2 separate regions of the Homo sapiens genome follow, and region 1 is linked to region 2. A link is an interaction called in ENCODE POLR2A ChIA-PET data of the cell type or tissue named here. Cell type or tissue: GM12878. All regions are shown on one strand. Each heading gives the region's core, and the rest is flanking DNA. Links, peaks and the distances in the headings are about the cores only.

Region 1 (11,219 bases), core at 3,835-6,334, 120 kb after region 2:
TGGCTAATTTTTTTTTTTTTTTTTTTTTTTTTTTAGTAGCCGCAGGGTTTCACCATGTTGGCCAGGCTGGTCTCGAACTCCTGACCTCAAGTGATTTACCTGCCTCCTAAAGTGCTGGGATTATAGGGGTGAGCCACCGCACTTGGCCAAGTCCCCCACATTCTAAAGAGCACAGTTAAAACTGAGGCCAGACACACCCTTCTGGGCTTATACAGTCCAGCCAGTTTGGTTATCCCCAGCGTCCCCTGGCTCCCCTGGCTCCTCACCTCATTCTGCTCCATAAGCAGGAAACTGACAAGAGATGGAGAGAGGGGAATTATTGGATCATAAGTTGTCATCCCTTGGAGGGGGTCAGTTATTGTCCCCTCCCTTGGAGGGGGTCAGTTATTGTCCCCTCCCTGTGGGAGAGGAGAGGGGATCTCTAAAGGGACCCCTTGCAGAGATGGGGAGGCGTCCACTAGATGGGCAGACAGGCATCTCGGGCCACATTAGAAGGTCTGTGTCTGCTTAGACAGTGGCCCAGCCTCTGCCCTGGGACCTCCGTGAGATTGGACTAGGTATTGGTGGGCAGAGAGGGGATGCATGGAGGAGGCTGTGGCCAAGTCGACCCCAGAGAACAAGGCTGGCTGGGACTGTTTGCCAGGGCAAGGACTTAAGGGGAAGCAGGAGGCTGGGTGTGGTGCCTCACGCCTGTAATCCCAGCACTTTGGGAGGCTGAGGTGGGCCAATCACCTGAGGTCAGGCATTCGAGGCCAGACTGGCCAACAGGGTAAAATCCCGTCTCTACTGAAAATACAAAAACTAGCTTGGCATGGTGGCAAGAGCCTGTAATCCCAGCTACTTGGGAGGCTGAGGCAAGAGAATCACTTGAACCCGGGAGGCAGAGGTTGCAGTGAGCTGAGATGGCGCCACTACACTCCAGCCTGGGTGACAAAGCGAGACTCTGTCTCAAAAAAAAAAAAAAAAAAAAGACGGGGGTGCAGCAGGAGGTCTGGGGTGGCTGCGTGGGGTGCGAGTTGAGGGGTGGGAGAAGCAGGGCCATGGTGGTGGTCTCATGTCAGGGCCCCTGAGGACACAGAGGCCCCAGGGCACAGCTGGGGGGCATCCTGCACACCCTCTTCCCTCACTTGGCCTTGGCTCCTGGACGCTGTCTCTGTCTACCCTCTCTTGCTCCTCTACACCTGCCAGGCCAGGCCAGGGGCTGCCTCTGGGTTCTCGAGGCCCCAGGGTTCCTGCTGCCTCAGCACAGCCCTGGCCTGTCACTGCCAGGTCCACGTCCATCTCTGGTTGATAGCAGGGGCTTTGTCTCGTTCGCTGCTATATCCCCGGCGCCTGGCACAGGGCTGGTAAACAGCAGGCGCTTGCTACGTGTTTGTGACGGGACCTTTGTTGGAGGAGCACTGAGCTGAGGGGAAGGTCGGCTCAGGGTCCCCCGGCTGCAGGATACTGTCCTCGGCAGAGGGGAGGGCCGGCTCAGGGTCCCCAGGTTGCAGGGCGCTGTCCTCGGCAGAGGGGAGAGCGGGCTCAGGGTCCCCGGGCTGCAGGGCGCCATCCTTTGCCAGCTCTTTATCGTCCCTCCTCTTTATGCCCTGCGTTGGTCTGGCTTTCAGTTTACAACCAAATAAATAAATCTTCATCCTCATAGAGAGTTTTCCTCTGGGCAGTGCTCCAAGGAATTGGAAATGCTCCCAGCCTAGGTTTATGGCAAAGGAGCCTCCGGGAGGAGATTTCTTGAGGCTGTTTAGGTGACCCCAGGCCTTTACCAATGCTGTGCCCTCTGCCAACTGTGTGGGCTGAATACGTCCTCCGCCTATGAGGCCTGACCGAAACCCCACCTCCCCCAGGAAGCTGTTCTTGATCCCCCAGCTGTGTCGGGGGTTCTTCTATCCAGTCCTGTAAGCACCCTTCACCCCGGCATCATCAAAACAGGATTTTAGTTGTCTGTGTCTGTCTTTTTCATTAGACTGGGCACTCCCTGAGGGCAGGGACTCAGCGCTGTGTCCCCAGCAGACATCAGGTGCTCATCACGTGTTTTCGAAGGCAGTTGATTGCTTGAACCAGGCTAGAAGGTGATGTACAGAGTGTCTAGAAATGAGTTAAGTGTGAGGTTGAGATGAGGTAGGGCACACGAGGTGGAGAAATAAAGAGAGGGAAGGGCAGGCCAGGGAGAGGGCGTGGTGTGAGCAGAGGTACCGCAGCAGGACATAGCCTGGCGTGCGGGGCTCTCAAACAGTGAGGCTGCCGGCTGAGCCCAAGCTCCAGGCATGGGGCGGTAAGCCAAGAGATGGTAACTAGGGTTGGCGCGACAGATGTGGAGAGTAGGTGACAGACTCAACTGAGGTCCTAGAGGTGGAATCCATGGGGGTGGTTATTGGAGTAGGGGGGTGGCGGGGATGGCGCCCAGTACCCTGGCTCACGACTGGGTGGCTGGTGGAGACACAGAGGAGGAGTTGGGGGTGGGGGTGGGGAGCACTATGCTCAATGTTGGACCCTCCGAGTGGGACGTGGGGCATTGGGGGAGATGCCCAGGAGGCCCTGTGGTCTGGAGAAAGGTCCAGGCTGGAGAAGGAGCAAGGACACAGCTGGCAAGGGGGCGCCTGAGGCCGTGGAGTGGACAGAAGCCGAGGAGGAGGGGGACTTCACCCTGAGCTTACAGCTCCTTGCATAACTTAATTGCCAATATGATTAAACATGTAAATAATTATTTAAAAATAAATATATTTAGAAACTTAAAATTTGGATTCAGGAACATTTTAAAGAAAAAGCACAGATGGCCGGGCGGGGTGGCTCACGCCTGTAATCCCAGCACTTTGGGAGGCCGAGTCAGGCAGATCACGAGGTGAGGAGATCGAGACCATCTTGGCTAACACGCTGAAACTGCATCTCTACTAAAAATACAAAAAATTAGCCGGGCGTGGTGGGGGGCGCCTGTAGTCCCAGCTAATCGGGAGGCTGGGCAGGAGAATGGCGTGAACCTGGGAAGCGGAGTTTGCAGTGAGCCGAGATCATGCCACTGCACTCCAGCCTGGGCGACAGAGCGAGACTCCGTCTCAAAAAAAAAAAAAAGAAAAAAAAGGAAAAGCACAGACATAACAGTGAATTGCACATTGCCTTTCCCAAATATGCTCACATTATGTTCTGAAAAGTTCCCTCTGCTCCCTGCCCACTCCATCCCACTCCCCAGGGAGTAACTGATTTCTCTTTCCAGCATGGTCCAAAGGGCTTGTCAGGGGTTTGCTGTCAAGTGAGTGATGTAAACCCTCCCCTCCACTAGCCCCAGTAGGCATCTGTAGTGTTCACTGCTCACTGGCATGTTTCAGGATAAACTCTTTTGTGGAAACAAGAAAAGGAGAAAAGGAGCTTGGGCCTGTGTTGCTGGGAGTTCACTTGAGGGCCCCTGGAGCTAGAGAAGGTGGGACAAACTGTTATCTACATCACACAGCCCTCCTCAGAGGGGTGTCCTATTGTCCTCATTTTACAGAGTTGGCGACTGAGGATCAGAGAGGTGACTCTCCTAAGGCCATGGAACTGATGAGTGGCCGAGCTTGGATTCAAACCCAGGTCTGCCCAGCTTCAAAGCCCAGGCTCTTGCTCCTATTTTTAGGAGAAGATACAGACCAAGTTTATTTTACATAGGATTCAGAGATTCAGGATCCTGGAGTTCTAGTGACCATTTGACAGATGGAGAGACTGAGGCATAACCAGGGCTAGAACCCAGGCCTACTGCCCCTGAGTCTGAAGTTTTGACCATCAGCAATCATTCAGGGTGAAGGGATCTTGCAGGAAAGATGACAACTTGACGGGGCCAGGGTTCAGAGGTGTGTGCAGATGGGAGGTTCAGAAGCTTCCCTAGAGGCTGCAGCCAATTCCCCCCACCTCTCCCCTCCATCCCCCACATAACACACTTGGCCCCCTGTGAACCCATGGTTCCTGCTCAGAGCAGGCGGCCAAAGCAGTGTCTTTGCTGCAAGCGAGGGACTGAGCTGTTCAACGAAGAGTCATGTCCTTCATCTTGTCCCCTGCATTTTACACCACCATGTAAAATTTTCCATTAATTCCTCGGAATAAAATGTAGTGGCTGTTAATTTTTGATGCCTGGGAAGTAGCCAGCTGAGCGCCTTTTTATGCCTGAAACTATTTTCTACCATTAGAAGAGTGTAATAAAAAGTTTTCTTTCTTTGATTTTATTTTTTAATTAGATGAGGGGGTTTAGGCAAGTCTGCTGTCAGAGCTGTGGCTGGCAGCTGGAAGCCCAGGACGTGGCAGAGGAAGGACACAAACACCTTCACTCTCAAATACCTTCCCCACAGCCAGGCCTCGCCTCTGAGCCAACCAGGGGGGCCAAGGTCTGGCCCAAATCATAAAAAACCCCGAATCTTCATTGCTTTTCCAGAAAGGCTGTTTGCGAGAAGTAGCATGCTTCTGCGAGAAGTTTCTGTCCTGGGCTTTGGCTTCATACAGACGTGTGAAATTCCTCCTCTGTGTCTCTGAGTCGAAGTCTTGGATCCTCAGCTTAATAGCTGAGGGACTTTGAGCAAGTCCCTTCCCCTCTCTGGGTTTCTCCTCTGTAAAAGCTCCCAGGGTTGTTGACTAAGGAGACATTGATTAAAGGAGAAATGGGTGTCAAGCATCTAGGCCATAGTAGATACCCTGGAAACAACGATGATGGGGGAATGTGTTTAAGAGGCGGGAAAATGCCGGGCATGGTGACTTATGCCTATAATTCCAGTGCTCTGGGAGGCTGAGACAGGAGGATCACTTGAGGCTAGGAGTTCATAGACCAGCCTGGGCAACATAGTGAGATCCTACTCTAATTTTTTTTTTTTTTTTTTTGAGACAGGGCCTCACTCTGTCATCCAGGCTGGAGTGCAGTGACATGATCTCAGCTCACTGCAATCTCCACCTCCCAGGCTCAAGTGATCCTCCCACCTCAGCCTCTCAAGTAGCAGGGACCACAGGTATGCACCACCACATCTGGCTAATTTTTTCTATTTTTTGTAGAGATGGGGTTTCGCCATGTTGCCCAGGCTGATCTTGAACTCCTGAGCTCAGGTTGATCCACCCACCTAGCCCTCCCAAAGGGCTGGAATTACAGGTGTGAGCCACTGTGCCTGGCCTACAAAATAAAAAAATAATTAACTGGGCATGGTAGTGCACCCCTGTAGTCCTAACAACTTGGGAGGCTGAGGTGGGAGGATTGCTTGAGCCCAGGAGTCAAGGCTGCAGTGAGTTATAATTGTGCCACTGCACTACAGCCTGGGTGACAGAGTGAGACCCTGTCTACAAAAAAAAAAGGAAGTGAGAAGGCTTCAGGCTTCTTCATGTTCCTTGATGGGGTTGTGGTGGGGCCGGGAGGAGCTGGGTCTAGGCTGGCAGGTGCAGGCAGAGATTTAGGGGAAGGCTGGGCGCAGCCTCACCTGCCTGCAGGAGGAGACCTGTGGGGGCAGGTCCTGCTTCGCCACTGGCACTTCCTCCTTTCAAGAGTGTGTGTTCCTCCTCTCTTCTGGGGGAATCGTCCCTGGCCGCTCCCCACTACCCCCTCGCCCGCTTTAGGATCCAGACGATGCCATCATCTCATTTCATACCCAGACTCCTGGGTCCATCCTTGCTGGGAATTTTTAAACTGGAGACAGGGAAGAGGAATCCCTTCCTCTCTGGTCATGTAGTCAGAAAGACAGGAGCCCAGAGCTACTGGTCACCATGCCCCCCACGCTCACCCCATGGAGAAGCCTTTCTGTGCAAAGACAGGAGGGCTAGGGACATGAAGAGAAGCAGAGTGTGAGGCTCAAATCTCATCAGCCTGGCGAGGCTATAACTCAATTAAATGCAAATCTCGGTGTTGCTGTGCAGGTGTTCTGTAGCTGTGCTTAACATCTACAATCAATTGACTCAAAGTAAAGGAGATCATCCCTGGTAATGTAGGTGGGCCTCATCCAATCAGTTGAAGGCCTCAAGAGCAAATCAGCTTCCCCAGAGAAGAAATTCTGCCTCAAGATTGCAGAATAAAATCCTGCGTGAGTTTCCAGCCCGGGGCCTGCCCTTCCAATTTCAGACTTGCAAACCCCCACAACTGTGTGAGCCAATTCCTTAAGAGAAATCTAGCTGTCTCCTTTCCGTGTCTTCTATTGATTTTGTTTCTCTGGAGAACCCTCACTAATACACAGAGGAAAGAAGGAAGAGAAGGAGAGGGGATCCTGACAGTGGGAGGCCCTGTTTCCTCTTGTCCTGGAGGCCACCACCTCATTTGTGCACCACTGGGTGGACACTGCCAGGGCCCTGCCCACTTGCCCTTGGGCTATGCCTTTGAGGTGGGGACTTCTTTTTTTCTTTTTTTTGAGACAGAGTCTCACTCTGTTGCCCAAGCTGGAGTGCAGTGGCGCGATATTGGCTCACTGCAAGCTCCGCCTCCCGGGTTCAGGCCATTCTTCTGCCTCAGCCTCCCTAGTAGCTGGGACTGCAGGCGCCCGCCACCACGCCTGGCTAATTTTTTGTACTTTTTTTAATTAGAGACGGGGTTTCACCGTGTTGGCCAGGATGGTTTTGATCTCCTGACCTCGTGATCCGCCTGCCTCGGCCTCCCAAAGTGCTGGGATCACCACCGCGGGTGCAGTGAGCCACCGCGCCCGGCCGAGTTGGGGACTTTCAATGCCTGCAGGCTTTCTCTGGCGGTCTCCCAGGGACGGGCCTGCCTGCTTCTCCTGCGCTCTCACCGAGGGGCCAACTGGACTTGCCTCCCAGAAGACGTCTGTCTGACCGCAAGAGTGGCAGTTGTGGGGGCGCTGGACGGACCAAACACCCTGTGCTCCGGCTTACAAACGGCGACGAGTCCATCAACCTCCTCTGGGTTAGAGTCCTAATTCGCAGCCCCCACCCACTGCTGAGCTCAGGGCTCTGGAAACTGACTGCCTGATTCAGCCAACAGGATACATGGTGCTGGAGCCTGTGCTGATGAGCCCATTAGGGGAAATGGGGGCTCCCAGGCACGATGAGCTATTCCAGGTCATCTCACCAAGCCTGGGCCCGAATACTCCCATGGAGCCCAGTGAGGAGGGCAGCGGGACGCTACACTGACTTCTTCCCTTGCAAAGGTGCGGGGTGAATCTGTCTGGAGCAGGGCGGGCAGAAGACATCTTCCTAAGATGTCTTCCACGGGGAGCGGTGGGCCTCTGGGATGCCCAAGGTCTCTGCCATCACTCTCTGGTCTCTACACTTTCAGAGGGATCGTGGAGCACTGAATTGCATGGGATCTTAAGATTTCATCTACTCTGGGTGTTTTCAAAACTTTTTTTTTTTTTTAAGAGTTGGGGTCTCGCAGCCTGGCGCGGTGGCTCACGCCTGTAATCCCAGCACTTCGGGAGGCCGAGGTGGGTGAATCACAAGGTCAGGAGATCGAGACCATCCTGGCCAACACGGTGAAACCCCGTCTCTACTAAAAATACAAACATTAGCCGGGCATGGTGGCGGGCGCCTTGTAGTCCCAGCTACTTGGGAGGCTGAGGCAGGAGAATGGCGTGAACCCGGGAGGTGGAGCTTGCAGTGAGCCGAGTTTGCATCACTGCACTCCAGCCTGGGGGACAGAGCAAAATTCCGTCTAAAAAAAAAAAAAAAGAGAGATGGGGTCTTGCTTGTTGACCAGGCTGGAGCACAGTGGTTTGATCATAGCTCACTGCAGCCTGGAACTCCTGTTCTCAAATAATCCTCCTGCCTCAGCCTCCCAAGTAGCTGGGACTACAGTTGTGTGCCACCATAGCCAGCTCCAAATTTATCTTTAAAACTTGTTATAGGCCAGGCACCATGACTTATGCCTGTAATCCCAGAGTTTTGGGAGGCTAAGGTGGGCGGATTGTTTGAGCTAAGGAATTTGAGACCAGTCTGGGCAACATGGTGAAACCCTGTCTCTTCAAAAAAAAATAAATAAATAACATTAGCTTAGTATGGTGGTGCGTGCCTGTAGTCCCAGCTACTCAGGAGGCTGAGGTCTGATGATCACTTGAGCCTGGGAGGTCGAGGCTGCAGTGAGCCATGATTGCACCACTGCACTCCAGCCTGGGTGACAGAGTGAGACTGTGTCTCAAAAAAACAAAAACAAAAACAAAACTTGTTACAGAGCCCTTTCTCCAAGGAATATCTTACATCAAAGCCAGATATATAAGAGAAACCATGAGGGACCGACTCTATTTGAGGTGGGGAACTGGGAGACCCAGCTCTTTGATGGCTCCCTTCACTGTGGCTGTAAGACCCTTGGAGAGATCAAGTTCAGCCACCTCATTTTCCCAGTCTGCTTCCACCTGCCTAAAGTCACCCCCAAATCTGACACTACATGGCACATGTCAGTGGGATGCTCGAGGAATAAAAGCCACGTGGGTGTTCTGCTGTTGCTCACCAACCACACTGCAGTGCTGGGAGCCGTATCCTGGCAAGTGTTCAAGGTGGCGCTAGGGAACAGAGAAGGGGTTGTGAGGGTGTCGTGGGCACAGGCCCCGGAGGGACAGTGAGCTTAATAGGAGTGTGTGTGTGTGTGTGTGTGTGTGTGTGTGTGTGTGTGTGATGGTGGTGGTGGTGGTGCTGGTGGTGGTGTGGGGATTACAAACAGGAAGGAAATCTCATTAGATGGGCTGGGTCTTGGTCCAAAGACCAGATAAACTAGGATGTCACAGGTGGGGACAGAGTCCAAGATTCAATGTCTTCAGAACTCTCCTGATCAATAGTTATGAGATTCCATGATTCACAAAGACAGGGACCATGTTTCATTTATTTAACACATATTTATTTACCTCTTTCAAACAACAAGCTGGGGGAACCGATCTTACTGATTTAGTTAGCATCTATGGGAAAGCTGTGGTGTCAATCAGGGCTCTTTTGGTTGAAAATGAGAGAACATTATAACTCATTCCCCGTCCCTCAATGAATTGGGACTTTGTGGGCACCTGAAACTGAAAAGTTCAGGAGTATCTTCAGGTTGAACTTGATCAAAGACTCAAATAACATGACCAAGATGGGATTCACTTCTCTATCTCTTTAATCATTTTCCTTCTTGTTGAAGCACATCCTTTAATCTTTTGGTGAGGGCCTGTGGGTAGTAAACTCTAAATCATGTATATCTGGAAATATATATATATATATATATTTTTTTTTTTTTTTTTGAGACAGAGTCTTGCTCTATTGTCCAGGCTGGAGGGCAGTGGCACAACCTCCACCCACTGGGTTCAAGCTATTTTCATGCCTCAGCCTCCTGAGTAGCTGGGACTATAGGTGTGCACCACCACACCCAGCTAATTTTTGTATTTTTAGCAGAGACAGGGTCTCGACTTGTTGGCCAGGCTGGTCTTGAACTTCTGGCCTCAAGTGATCCACCCACCTCAGCCTCCCAAAGTGCTGGGATTACAGGCATGAGCCACCACGCCCAACCTGGAAATATGTTTTGATCTCACTCTTCAGTGACAGTTTAGCTAGGTATAGAATTCTAGGCTGACAAGTATTTTTTCACTGTGTTTGGAGATATTAGTCTACTCCTTTCTGGCTCCTATTGTTGCTAATTAGAAGTCTATTTTTTAGTCTAATTGTTTCTTTGAAAGGAATCTGTCTTTCCCACCCTTCTGGCAGCTTCAAAAGTTTTCTCTTTACCCTTAAAGTTGTCCAAGTGCAATTAGACATGCCTAAGCGTAGATTTTATTTATTTGTTTATTTTTGAGACAAGATCTGGCTCTGTCACCCAGACTGGATCGCAGTGGCATAATCATAGTTCACTGCAGCCTTGACCTCCTGAACTCGGGTAATCCTCCTGCCTCAGCCTCCCAAGTAGCTGGGACCACAGGCACATGCCACCACACCCAGCTAATTTTAAAATTATTTGTAGAGACAGAGTCTCCCTATATTGTCCAGGCTGGTCTTGAACTCCTGGACTCAAGTGATCCTCTTGCCTTGGCCTCCCAAAGTGCTGAGATTACATGTTTGAGCCACTGCACTCAGCCTAGATTTATTTTTATCCCACTCTGAACTATGGCTTTTCTCTGTGAAGACAGTGCTTTCTTCAATTTGAAAAATTCTTATATATTATATTTTACTATATTTTATTTTATTTTATTTTATTTTTTTGAGACAGAGTCTCACTCTGTCACCCAGGTTGGAATGCAGTGGTGTGATCTCAGCTCTCTGCAACCTCCGCCTCCTGTCTCAGCCTCCTGAGTAGCGGGGATTACAGGTGCCCGCCACCATACCTGGCTAATTTTTGTATTTTTTAGTAAAGACAGGGTTTCATCATGTTGGCCAGGCTGGTCTCGAACTCCTAACCTCAAGTGATCTGCCTGCCTCAGCCTCCCAAAGTTCTGGGCCATGCCTGGCCCCTATTATAGTTTCCTTTATTGCTTTTCCCACATCCTCTTTACTGTCTCTTATTGGAATTCCTATTCCTGTTGTACATCCTATTAGATATATAATGGATCATTTCATTTCATCCTCCATCTTAACTTCCCCTTTATGTTTCACATTTCTTTATCTCTCTCTGTGCTGTATTCTGGGCGAACACCTCTGATAGGTGTTCTATAGCCCCCAATACTTCTGAGTGTGATTATATTGGAGATAGGGTCTTTGAAGAGGTGACTAAGTTAAAATGAGGCTATCAGGGTGGCCCCTAATGCAATCTGACTGGTGTCCCTATAAGAGGAAATGTGGATGCACCAAGGGGCAGGAAGGATGAGCATGCGCAAGGGAGACCATGTGAGGACACAGCAAGGAGGTGGCCGTCTGCAAGCCAAAGAGCAAGACCTCCGATAAAACCAAACACCAGCACCCTGATCTGGGACTTCTAGCCTCCAGAACTGAAAGTTAATAGATTGCTGTTGCTTAAGCCACTCTACTGTTTTATTATGACAGGGCCAGTAAATGAATATGACAGACTACTGTCAAACCCACCTATTGAGTTTCTCTCTTTCTTTTTGCTTTGTTTGTTTTTTCAGTTTATCTTGGGTGACTTTTTTTTTTCTATGGCCCAGGGCAAGACACCCACTTCTAGGCTGCAGCCCAAGGTTATTGGGCAGTTTTTCCAGTCCCAAGAAGAAACAGCTGACTTCCAGCTTTTTCCTGATGTAGGGAGCCTAGTTTCAGCTGGAGGGCTCTCACAGGGCCAGGAGCCTTGTCTTTCGTCCTCACAGAGGCATTCAAACCCCAGTGCCATTCAGAAGTCTGGATATGGCAGCCCCAGGTGACTTAGTGGCTCCATG
Region 2 (11,130 bases), core at 185-2,684:
TGCCAGACACTGTGCTGGGGATACCATGAAAACCAGACCCGGTCCTGGCCTTCATGGGGTGTACCACATCACAGGGGAGAAGGACTTTAATCAAAGCATCACACCCACAGATGTAAGATGCAAGCCATGAGAAGGTGGAATGGAGTACAGGTTGTAGCAGAAATATAAGCTGCCTGCAGGTAATGCTCAGAACAGTCAGAGAATGCCTACCTTTTCAGGCAAAAAAAAGAAAAAAGATTCAAAAAAATTATCTGCCTGAGTGTCTCTTACAGTTTTTAATAAGCTAGGTGTATCAGTTAGCTATTGCTGGGTAAGAAATATCCATCAGGCATCAGTGGCATATACCAAAAGTGTTTATTATTCACGTGTTTACAGTGGTCAGCTAGACAACTGCGGATCTTGGCTGGGCTCACTCATATGTCTGAACGTTGGCTGGCTGTCAGCTGCTCTAGGATGGCCTGGGCTGGGACAAGTGGGGTGACTCAGCTCTGTTCTGCGTGACTCTCATCCTCCACTAGGTTCTCATGGCCATGGTGGAGGTGCAAAAATGCAGACAGAAATGCCCAAGGCCTTTTGAGGTTTAGGCTTGTAAGTAACACAGAATCACTTCTATTGGCCAAAGCAGATCACAAGTCCAGCTTAGATAGCGCAGGTAGGGAAATAGATGCCACCTCTTGATGGGAGGAACTGCAGAGTCACACTGCAAAGGCTTGGGTACAGGGAGGGGCAAAGAATTGGTGCCATAATACAATCAATGTACCATACTAATTCCCTGCCAATGAGCTCTAAGTTATAGGCCATCTACTTGAAATGCACTGAGTTCATAGAACCTTCCAAGACACCAGTGCTAGAGGGTATGGTTATGACAGAAACAACCCACCTGCACTAGAAATCACACTAACTCAGACTCACCATAGAATCCAGCCACAGACATCCCCTGTCAGGTAGTCTCTTTATGTAAAGAGAGCCCAGACCAGTGGGAAGATCCCACCACGAGGCATTCACGTGATGTTCTGAGGGGCTGCGAGGGGATTTGCCCTACCCTGGGAGAATAGAACAAGCTTCTCTAGGGAATTTATTGCATTGAGAAAAAGTTAAGTTAGTGGGATGCTGAGATAATGCTGGTGGCTTGTGGTAGTCAGAGGGGACCAGCCCAGAGAGGACCAGCACAGAAGGAGCTGCTGCTGTTGATTTTCCATGTAGATGAGGGTATTTGAGGGCAGGGTCTGAGTCTTACTAGACTTTGCATCCTTAGCACCTAGCAGAGCACTCCTAGAGTAGATATCTTACATTGGACTGTCTGACCTCAGTCTGCGCTCCTCTAAAATGGGAACTCTCCTGAAAAGCTGTTGAGGATAATAAGAGCCTATGCCAGTGGCAGTCACATTAATTACTCAGTAATGCCTTGAGTGATGGCTGAATTTATTCACGTGACAAGTATTTATTTATTTATTTGAGACAGAGTCTCACTCTATCGCCCAGGTTGGAGTGCAGTGGTGTGATCTCGGCTCACTGCAACCTCCACCTCTCAGGTTCAAGCGATTCTCGTGCCTCAGCCTCCCAAGTAGCTGGTATTACAGGTATGAGCTACCACGCCCAACTAATTTTTTTTGTATTTTTAGTAGAAACGGGTTTCACCATGATGGCCAGGCTGGTCTCGAACTCCTGGCCTCAGGTGATCTGCCTGCCTTGGCCTCCCAAAGTGCTGGGATTACAGGCATGAGCCACCACACCCGTCCCAACAAGTATTTATTGAGTGCTGTATTGGTCAGGGTTTGGTCAGGAAAATAGAAACCAGGCAAGGTATTTCTGCAGAGGGATGTTTTTTCTTTTCTAAATTAGAGATAGGGGTCTCACTTTAGCCCAGGTTGGTCTCCATCTCCTGGCCTCAAGTGATCCTCTCACCTCAGCCTCCCAGAGTGCTGGGATTACAGGCATGAGCCACCATACCCGGCCAGATTTTATAATTTTTTTTGTACCTTTTTTTCAGCTTTGTCTGATTTTATTACTCCAACTGTAGCTTTCTATTTATTTATATTTGTCTGAAATATTTTTTCAACTTTGGGCTTTTTGCTGAGTTGAATTCTTTTTTTTTTTTTTTTTTTGAGACTGAGTCTTGCTCTGTCACCCAGGCTGGAGTGCAATGGCATGATCACGGCTCACCACAGTCTCGATCTCCCAGGCTCAGATGATTCTCCCACCTCAGCCTCCTGAGTAACTGGGACTACAGGCATGCACCACCATGCCCATCTAATTTTTTTAATGTTTTGTGGAGATGAGATCTCCCTATGTTGCCCAGGCTAGTCTCAAACTCTTGTGCTCAAGTGATCCTCCTTCCTCGGCCTGCCAAAGTGCTGGAATTACAGGCATGAGCCATCGTGCCTGGCCAGAGATTTTGGATAGGACACCTCAGGAAGACCAATGGATGATGAATAGGCCAGGCACAGGGGCTCACGCCTGTAATCCCTGCACTTTGGGAGCCCGAGGTGGGTGGATCACTTAAGCTCAGGAGTTTGAGTCCAGCTTGGGCAACATGGTGAAATCTTGTCTCTACAAATTACACAAAAATTATCTGGGCATGGTGGTGTGTGCCTGTTATCCCAGCTATTTGGTGGGGTGAGGCGGGAGGGTTGCTTGAGCCTGGGAGGTCAAGGCTGCAGTGAGCCGAGATCACATCATTGCATTCCAGCCTGGACAATAGAGCAAGAAAAATCTGAATGCCTCAGAATTCATTTGGTAATTTCTCGTGGCTTCAGTTCTCAGTGAAGAGAAGCCTGCTACTCTGGCATTGGGTAGTGTCAGTCAGGAAGTGGAGCAGCTGGGGGAGCACAGACCCCTCTGACTTCCTGGTTCTCTCTCTCTCTTTTTTTTTTTTTTTTGAGACAGAGTCTCACTCCATCGCCCAGGCTGGAGTGCAGTGGCGCGATCTCGGCCCACTGCAACCTCCGCCTCCCAGGCTCAAGTGATTCTCCTGCCTTAGCCTCCTGAGTAGCTGGGATTACAGGCACACACCACCATGCCTGACTTAATTTTTGTATTTTTAGTAGAGATGGGGTTTCACCATGTTGGCCAGGCTGGTCTCAAACTCCTGACCTTAGGTGATCTGCCCACCTTGGTCTCCCAAAGTGCTGGGATTACAGGTGTGAGCCACCAGGCTCAGCCACCTAGTTCTCTTAATGCTAGCAAAGTACCACTGATAAGAATAGACAGGGCAAATAATAACAGCTAATGTGTATTGCATGCTCACTCTATGCCAGTCACTGTTCTAAGCCCTTTATATGTTGCTTCATTTAATCTTCACAGTAACCGCATGAGAGGGGTACTATGATGAGTCCCATTTTACAGATGTGGAAACTGAGACAGAGAAATTAAAAAGATGCCTAAGGTCACTTCGGTGCTAAGTGGAAGAGTCAAGATTTGAATCCAGGCAGCCTGGCTCCATAGCTGTTCTGGCCTCCTGGCTTCATGAAGTTCTAAGGGAGCTTGGGAGTGGCTTGGGTGACCGGGCCAGGTGGAGGGGCTGTGATGGTGATGTAGGGGAGAGCGGCTGAGGTCAATCAGGGAGGCAGGGAGAGTGCCCCTGGCTGGGAGCTCTTCCCCTTCCCTGGCAGGGCTTTTTCCCTGACTGTGTTGTCCTCCTAGGTGCCAAACCAGTGTGTGGAGCCTCCAGTATATCCCACCCCCACAGTGTACAGCCCTGGCAAACAGGGATTCAAACCCAAAGGACCAAACCCCGCCGCCCCCATGACCAGCGCCACCGGGGGCACGGTGGCCACCTTTGACTCTCCAGCAACGCTGAAGACCCGACGAGCTAAAGGTGCCAGGGGACTCCCGGAAGGTGGGCCCCCAGCCTGCCATGGGCATCTTTCCTCAACATTGGCCAATCCACAAGCTACTTGGTTCTGGTCTTCCCTTTTATGGTTGTTCAAGTTTGGTTGCATGTAATAGAAAATTCAAAATATCAATGACTTCAAAATGATAGAATTTTGTTTCTCTCCTGTGTAAGTCAAGGCCAGAAGCCAGACAATCTGGGGATCATGTGACTGCATGGGCACCAGGCACCCTCGTTTCTTCTGTCTTTCTGTTTCCACCACCTCCAGAACATGGTATCAGTTATCCTGGTGCCTCATTGTCTAAGATGGCTGCTGGAGCTCCAGTCATCACTTTAATATTCCAGGCAGTAAGAAGAAGGGAAAGAGAAGGATAAAAGGGGCTTCTCCCAGCTTCTAGAAGTTCTGTTTGATATTTTTGCTCATATCTCATTGATGAAAACTTAGTCACATGGCCATACCTAGCTGCAAGAGAAGCTGGGAAGTGTCTATTTTGGCTAGGGACATTGATATTCCCATTATGGGATTTGTGAGGAGTGAAGAAGGAGAGAGTGGATATTAGGCAAGCAGTAGTATCTGCCATCCTAATGCAGATGCTAAGTATGGGGTGGGAGGTGGTGTCAGAGCAGGCAGCAGATGGAGAGGATAGAAATTGAGAATTTTTCAGTGGCTTTCCAGTCAACTACTCCTCCCCTTCCTTCCTTCCACAATGATGTATTGAGCATCTGTGTGCCAGGCCCCATGTCAGGCACTGGAATCTAGTCTCTTGGTCTATGATTCCTTCTGCCTTCAGTTTAATGGAAGAGACAGACAGGGAATAAATAAATAAATATTTCTGGGTTGCTCCAGGAAGGAGGTTAATGGGTCTTATGATTGAGAATAACTAGGGAGAGGCTGGAAAATGATTCTACCTATTCATGTGGGAGGAGAAGGAAGCAGCCTTGTGGGTATCTGTGGGACAAGCATTCCAGGCAAGGGGGAACAGCAGGTGCAAAGGCCCGGAGGCAGGAACATGCTTGAAGTCTTTTAAGGTTAGCAAGGTTAGCTAGGAGTCCACTGCAGCTGGATGGAGAGAATGATGAGGTTGTCAGGAGTAAGGGGATACAGAGTGCTGTGGGCCATGGCAAAGAGCGTGGATTTGATTGTAGGGCAGAGGGGAGCCTTTGAAGGATTCATCTTGCTTTCCCAGCTGGAGCATGTCCTGGGCTTTCCTCTCCAGGCCCTGTGAAGCTCTCCCATGTCTCCTCCCTGGCCTGTGTATGGGCATAGACTTCCCTGGGGTATGGATTGTCTGGCTCAGATACAGTAGTCAGAGGCTGCCCTTGGTGCCCTGAGCTGCACCCCCAGCCTCATTGTCCCCTCCTTCCACTTGTCTTTCAGCTGCAGGGAAGCCAAAGGCTCAGAAACTCAAGTGCTCATACTGTGACAAGTCATTCACCAAAAACTTTGACCTGCAGCAGCACATCCGAAGGTACACATGCGTGGTGAGGCAGGTGGCTCCTGGGCAGGTGTGGCTGGGACCATCTGTGCTGGAAGCGAGACTCCCTTCTCAGCCCCTAGCCTGTGGGGTGACCCAGGCTGCACTTGCATGTTCAGGCTGTAGTCCAGGTCGGGTGGTTTTCCCTCTTCTATCTCAGAGGCTGTGGGAGGGACCTGTGAAAGCTGTGGGACCTGCCCATAGAGACTGGGAAGGTCAGGGATGGGCCGTGTAGGGGAAGAAAAGCACTGAACCCAGAGGGGTTTCACAGATGTGTTAGTGCTGTCTTAGGCCTCCCCTCTGCAGAACAGGCTGGCCTACCAGGGCTGCCATACTCTGCAAATAGGACTCTGTGAGCTCTCTGCTCACTCCAGACTAACCATGCAGGGATCCCTTCTGGGCCTTGGTTTTTCCATCTGTGGAAGGGGAGGCTGGGCTTGTTCATTTCTCACACAGTGAAATGCACTGGTACATGAGATGATTTTTTTTGAGACTGAGTTTCACTCTTGTTGCCCAGGCTGGAGTGCAATGGTGCAATCTCGGCTCACTGCAACCTCTGACTCCTGGGTTCATGTGATTCCACTGCCTCAGCCTCCCGAGTAGCTTGGATTACAGGCATGCGCCACCACGCCCGGCTAATTTTGTATTTTTGGTAGAGATGGGGTTTCTCCATGTTGGTCAGGCTGGTCTTGAACTCCCAACCTCAGGTGATCCACCCGCCTCGGCCTCCCAAAGTACTGGAATTACAGGTGTGAGCCACCGTGCCTGGCCGATGAGATGATTTTTGGTGGTTCATGAATATGGGGTTGAAAAGTTCTGAAAAATGTAGTGGGAAAATTATTCCCTTTGCAATTTCAGTCCTTAGGAAGTCATAGAGAAAACCTCAATTTGGTATAATTGGTCTTTAGCACCTTTGGTATACATGCTCGTCTCTTATAACAAAAGGAGAGAGAGAGAGAGGGAGAGAGAGAGAGAGAGGGAGAGAGAGAGAACAAACCTCACATTCCAGCCATGGCTGGCAACAGCTTCTATCTAGACCAGGGTTTTTCAGCCTTGCCACTACTGACGTTTTGGATCTTGGATCACATCATTCCTTCCTGTAGGGAGCTGACCTGCACATCGTGGAATGTTTAGGAGCATCCCTGGCCTCTAACTATTAGATGCTAGTAGTACTGCAGCTACAGCTGTGACAATCAAAAATGCCAAATGTTCCCTGGAGGGCAAAACTGGCCTCAGTTGAGAACTGGTCTACACAAGTGCTGTCGCTGTCCAATAGAACTTTCTGTAGCGATAGAAATGCTCAAATTGGGTTGGGCATGGTGGCTCACGCCTGTAATCCTAGCACTTTGGGAGGCTGAGGTGGGTAGATCACTTGAGGTCAGGAGTTCAAGACCAGCCTGGCCAACATGGTGAAACCCCGTCTCTACTAAAAATACAAAAATTAGTTGGGCATGGTGGCGGGTGCTTGTAGTCCCAGCTACTCTGGAGGCTGAGACAGGAGAATCCCTTGAACCCAGGAGGCAGAGGTTGCAGTGAGCTGAGATCGTGCCAGTGCACTCCAGCCTGGGTGACAGGGTGAGACTCTGTCTCAAAAAACAACAAAAAAGAAATGCTCAAACTGGCGCTGTCCAATATGGTAGCTACTGACTATACATGGCTGTTGAGCACTTGGAATGTGGCTAGTGAGTCTGAGAAACTGAATTTTGTATTTTATTTTATTTTAATGAATTTAATTTTTTTTTGTTTTTTGAGACAGGGTCTTGCTCTGTTGCCCAGGCTGGAATGCAGTGGTGCAATCTCAGCTCACTGCAGCCTCAACCTCCCAGGCTCAAGCAATCCTTCTACCTCAGCCTCCTAAGTAGCTGAGACCACAGGCTCGCTCCACCACACCTACCTAATTTTTGTATTTTTTGTAGAAACAGGGTTTCATCATGTTGCCCAGGCTGGTCTTGAACTCCTGAGCTCAAGCGATTCTTCCGTCTCAGCTTTCCAAAGTGCTGGGATTACAGGTGTGAGCCACCATGCTGGGCTTGAATTTAAATTTAAATAGCCCCATATGGCTTATGTCTACCTTATGGGACAGTATAGCTCTAGATCTTGCATTTTTTTTTGTTTACTTTATGATAAGTGGTTTTCCACATAGAATAACAAAAATAAGCCTTTTTTAAAGATTATTTTATTTTCATTTATTTTATTTTTAGAGACAAGGTCTCACTCTGTCATCCAGGCTGGAGTGCAGTGGCATGATCATAGCTCATTGTAACCTCCAACTGATGGGCTTAAGTGATCCTTCCGCCTCAGATTCCCAAAGTGCTAGAATTACATACGTGAGCCACAAAATTATTTTAAGTTTTAAAAAAGTGAGTTGATTTGAAGAAAAATGTTAAACTGTGGTACAAGTGCTGTGCTGTGACAACTTGAATGTTTTTTGCTTCAAATGACAGAAGTCCCTATTTATTTATTTATTTATGAGATGGAGTCTCACTCTGTCACCCAGGCTGGAGTGCAGTGGCGCAATCTTGGCTCACTGCAACCTCCGCCTCCTGGGTTCAAGCAATTCTCCTGCCTCAGCCTCCTGAGTAGCTGGGATTATAGATGCACACCACCACACCCAGTTAATTTTTTATCTTTAGTACAGACAGAGTTTCACCATGTTGGCCAGGCTGGTCTCGAACTCCTGACCTCAAGTGATCCACCTGCCTTGGCCTCCCAAAGTGCTGGGATTACTGGCGTGAACTACTGTGCCAGGCCAGAAGTCCTCATTTAAATGGGCTTGAACAATTAGGAAATGTTCTGTCACAGTATGAGATGGTCAGAGGAGGGCGGCTCCAGGGTTTGTTGATGAGCAGCTCAGTAACGTGACCCGGAACCCAGGGTCTTTCCATCTCTGGTCTGCCTGCCTCAGCGAAGGGGCTTGTCGCCGTGGTGTCAGAATGTGGCAAGTGGCATCTGGATGTTCTTTCTGGGCCTTCCTTGTGGCTGTGAGCTCCTGGGCTGAGGCCTCGTCCCCGTTCCTGCAGGAGGGCACTGACAAGCTTGTCTTCCACAGCCACACCGGTGAGAAGCCCTTCCAGTGCATTGCATGTGGCCGTGCCTTTGCCCAGAAGTCTAATGTTAAGAAACACATGCAGACCCACAAGGTGTGGCCTCCAGGACACAGTGGTGGCACCGTGTCTCGAAACTCTGTGACCGTACAGGTCATGGCCCTGAACCCCAGCAGGCAGGAGGACGAGGAAAGCACAGGTGGGTGGAAGTAGGGAACGCCATGCTTCCCACACCTCTCTTCTGCCGCTTCACAGGTTTTATTGCTAGCTGTGTGACCTTGGGCAAACCCCATGACCTCTCTGGGCTTCAATCTACCTTTATCTATAAAATGTGGCATAAGATGAAAGGAAGGATGACAAACATACAACATGTGTGGCATTACTCTAATACTGTACCCATGGCAGACATCACTATTCAATCACCTACCCATTTTTTGCTGAGCCTGGATCTCACCTCAGAATCTTTTTTTTTTTTTAACTTATGAGTTATTTCTGGAATTTTCCATTTAATATTTTCAGACCATGATTGACTTTGGGTAATTGAAATCATGGAAAGCAAAACTGCAAGTAAGGGGAGACTACTATAAAATAAAAATTTATGATCCCCTACTGTTAAAATAAATGAATGAATAAATAAATAGGGGATAAAAGAAAGCCCTTTCTTTTTTTTTTTATTTTTACTTTAAGTTCTGGGATACATGTGCAGAACGTGCAGGTTTGTTACATAGGTATACGTGTGCCATGGTGGTTTGCTGCACGTATCACCCCATCATCTAGGTTTTAGGCCCTGCATGCATTCGGTATTTGTCCTAAGGCTCTCTCTCCCCTTGTCCCCAGCCCCCCGACAGGCCCTGGTATGTGATGTTCCCCTCCCTGTGTCCATGTGTTCTCATCGTTCAACTCCCACCTATGAGTGAGAACATACGGTGTTTGGTTTTCTGTTCCTGTGTTAGCTTGCTGAGAATGATGGTTTCCAGCTTCATCCATGTCCCTGCAAAGGACATGAACTCATTATTCTTTATGGCTGCATAGTATTCTATGGTATATATGTGCCACATTTAAAGAAAGCCCTTTCTTATAGTAAAATGTGAACTGATAAAAGTAGAAATAATGATTAAATTAGAAAATAACTATTTGACAGCCACCATAGTAATACAGTCACATGCTATGTAAGGATGTTTCCATGAGTAACAGATGGCATATGTGACAGTGGTCCCATAAAATTATAATGGAGCTGGAAATTTTCTGTCATCTAGTGACATTGTTGCCATTGTAAAATCATAGCACACTGCATTACCTTTTCTATGTTTAAGTTACATTCATTTAAAAAATTTTAGATTTAGAGGGTACATGTGCTTGTTTGTTACATGGGTATTAGATGCATAATGGTGGTGGCTGGGCTTCTAGTGTACCCATCACCCAAATACTAGACATTGTACCAACGGGTAGTTTTTCTTTTTTTGAGACAGAGTCTCACTCTGCCACCCAAGCTGGAGCGCAGTAGTGCTATCAGCTCACTGCAACCGCTGCCTTCCAAGCTCAAGTGATCCTCCTGCCTTAGCCTCCCGAGTAGCTGGGAATACAGGTGCCCTTTACCACACCTGGCTAATTTTCGTATTTTTAGTAGAGACAAGGCTTCACCATGTTGGCCAGGCTGGTCTCAAACTCCTGACCTCAAGTAATCCACCCACCTTGGCCTCCCAAAGTGCTGAGATTACGGACGTGAGCCACCATGCCTGGCTAACACGTAGTTTTTCAACCCTTGCCTTCCCTCACCATCCCTGCTCAGAATCTGTTTTCTATATGTTGCTCCAGGCAGTCACTGTAGTTGATCAGAAGTTGAAAGCTATTTGACCTCCAAGGTTAGTTGGTCTCCAAAGCTCTTTATACATGTGGGATTCTCATCATTTGTCCCTGAGCTAATGCTCCTATCCCTGATATTGATTTAGTTTCTTTCTTGCATGAGGACTGAGAACTTACTAGGTTTAGAGCAGCGCTGCCCAACAGAAATATAGTATGAACAACATATGTAATTTAAAATGTTCAGCCGGGCATGGTGGCTCACGCCTGTAATCCCAGCACTTTGGGAGGCTGAGGTGAGAGGATCTTTTGAGCTCAGGAGTTCAAGATCAGCCTGGGCAATATGGTAAAACCCATCTCTCTCTTTTTTTTTTTTTTTTTTTTCTGAGACGGAGTCTCACTCTGTTGCCCAGGCTGGAGTGCAGTGGCGCGATCTCAGCTCACTGCAAGCTCCGCCTCCTGGGTTCACGCCATTTTCCTGCCTCAGCCTCCCGAGTAGCTGGGACTACAGGCTCCCGCCACCATGCCCGGCTAATTTTTTTTGTATTTTTAGTAGAGAACGGTGTTTCACTGTGTTAGCCAGGATGGTCTCCATCTCCTGACCTCGTGATCCACTCACCTCGGCCTCCCAAAGTGCTGGGATTACAGGCGTGAGCCACTGCGCCTGGCCCCCATCTCTATTTAAACAAAAAGTTCTGTCTTTAATGGCAAAAATAATCTTAAATAAATAAATGAAATAAAATTTTCTAGTAGCTACATTAAAAGCAATTTTTAAAAAGATCAAATTAATTTTAATTATATATCTTATTTAACCATATATGTGTATGTGTGTATATATATATGTGTGTGTATATATATATGTATATATATGTGTGTGTGTGTATGTGTATATATATATATATATATTTTTTTTTTTTTTTTTTTTTTTTTTTTTGAGATGGAGTCTTGCTCTGTCGCCCAGGCTGGAGTGCAGTGGTGC

Evidence for each region. ChIA-PET counts read pairs that join two places held together with the same protein. Peaks named below come from ENCODE experiments on the same cell type or tissue, not always from the same donor. Only the 100,000 strongest peaks of a DNase experiment are listed, where the experiment ranks them.
Region 1: POLR2A ChIA-PET joins it to region 2 with 5 read pairs; 2 of 35 experiments call an interaction of 5 or more read pairs at or near these places.

The regions. Positions count from the first base shown.
Region 1 is chr20:33,869,905-33,881,123 of GRCh38, forward strand. No RefSeq gene overlaps it. Among named protein-coding and RNA genes, the nearest start is that of CHMP4B, 64 kb to the left of the region's middle. RefSeq lists an enhancer at 858-1,358. In GM12878, for the core only: no CTCF peak of the experiment used is centred there; a DNase peak (open chromatin) is centred at 5,371.
Region 2 is chr20:33,753,506-33,764,635 of GRCh38, forward strand. ZNF341 (zinc finger protein 341) reads left to right here. Exons shown (of 15, transcript NM_001282933.2): 6 at 3,643-3,838; 7 at 5,211-5,301; 8 at 8,357-8,550. Among named protein-coding and RNA genes, the nearest start is that of ZNF341, 27 kb to the left of the region's middle. RefSeq lists an enhancer at 7,880-8,381. In GM12878, for the core only: no CTCF peak of the experiment used is centred there; no DNase peak of the experiment used is centred there.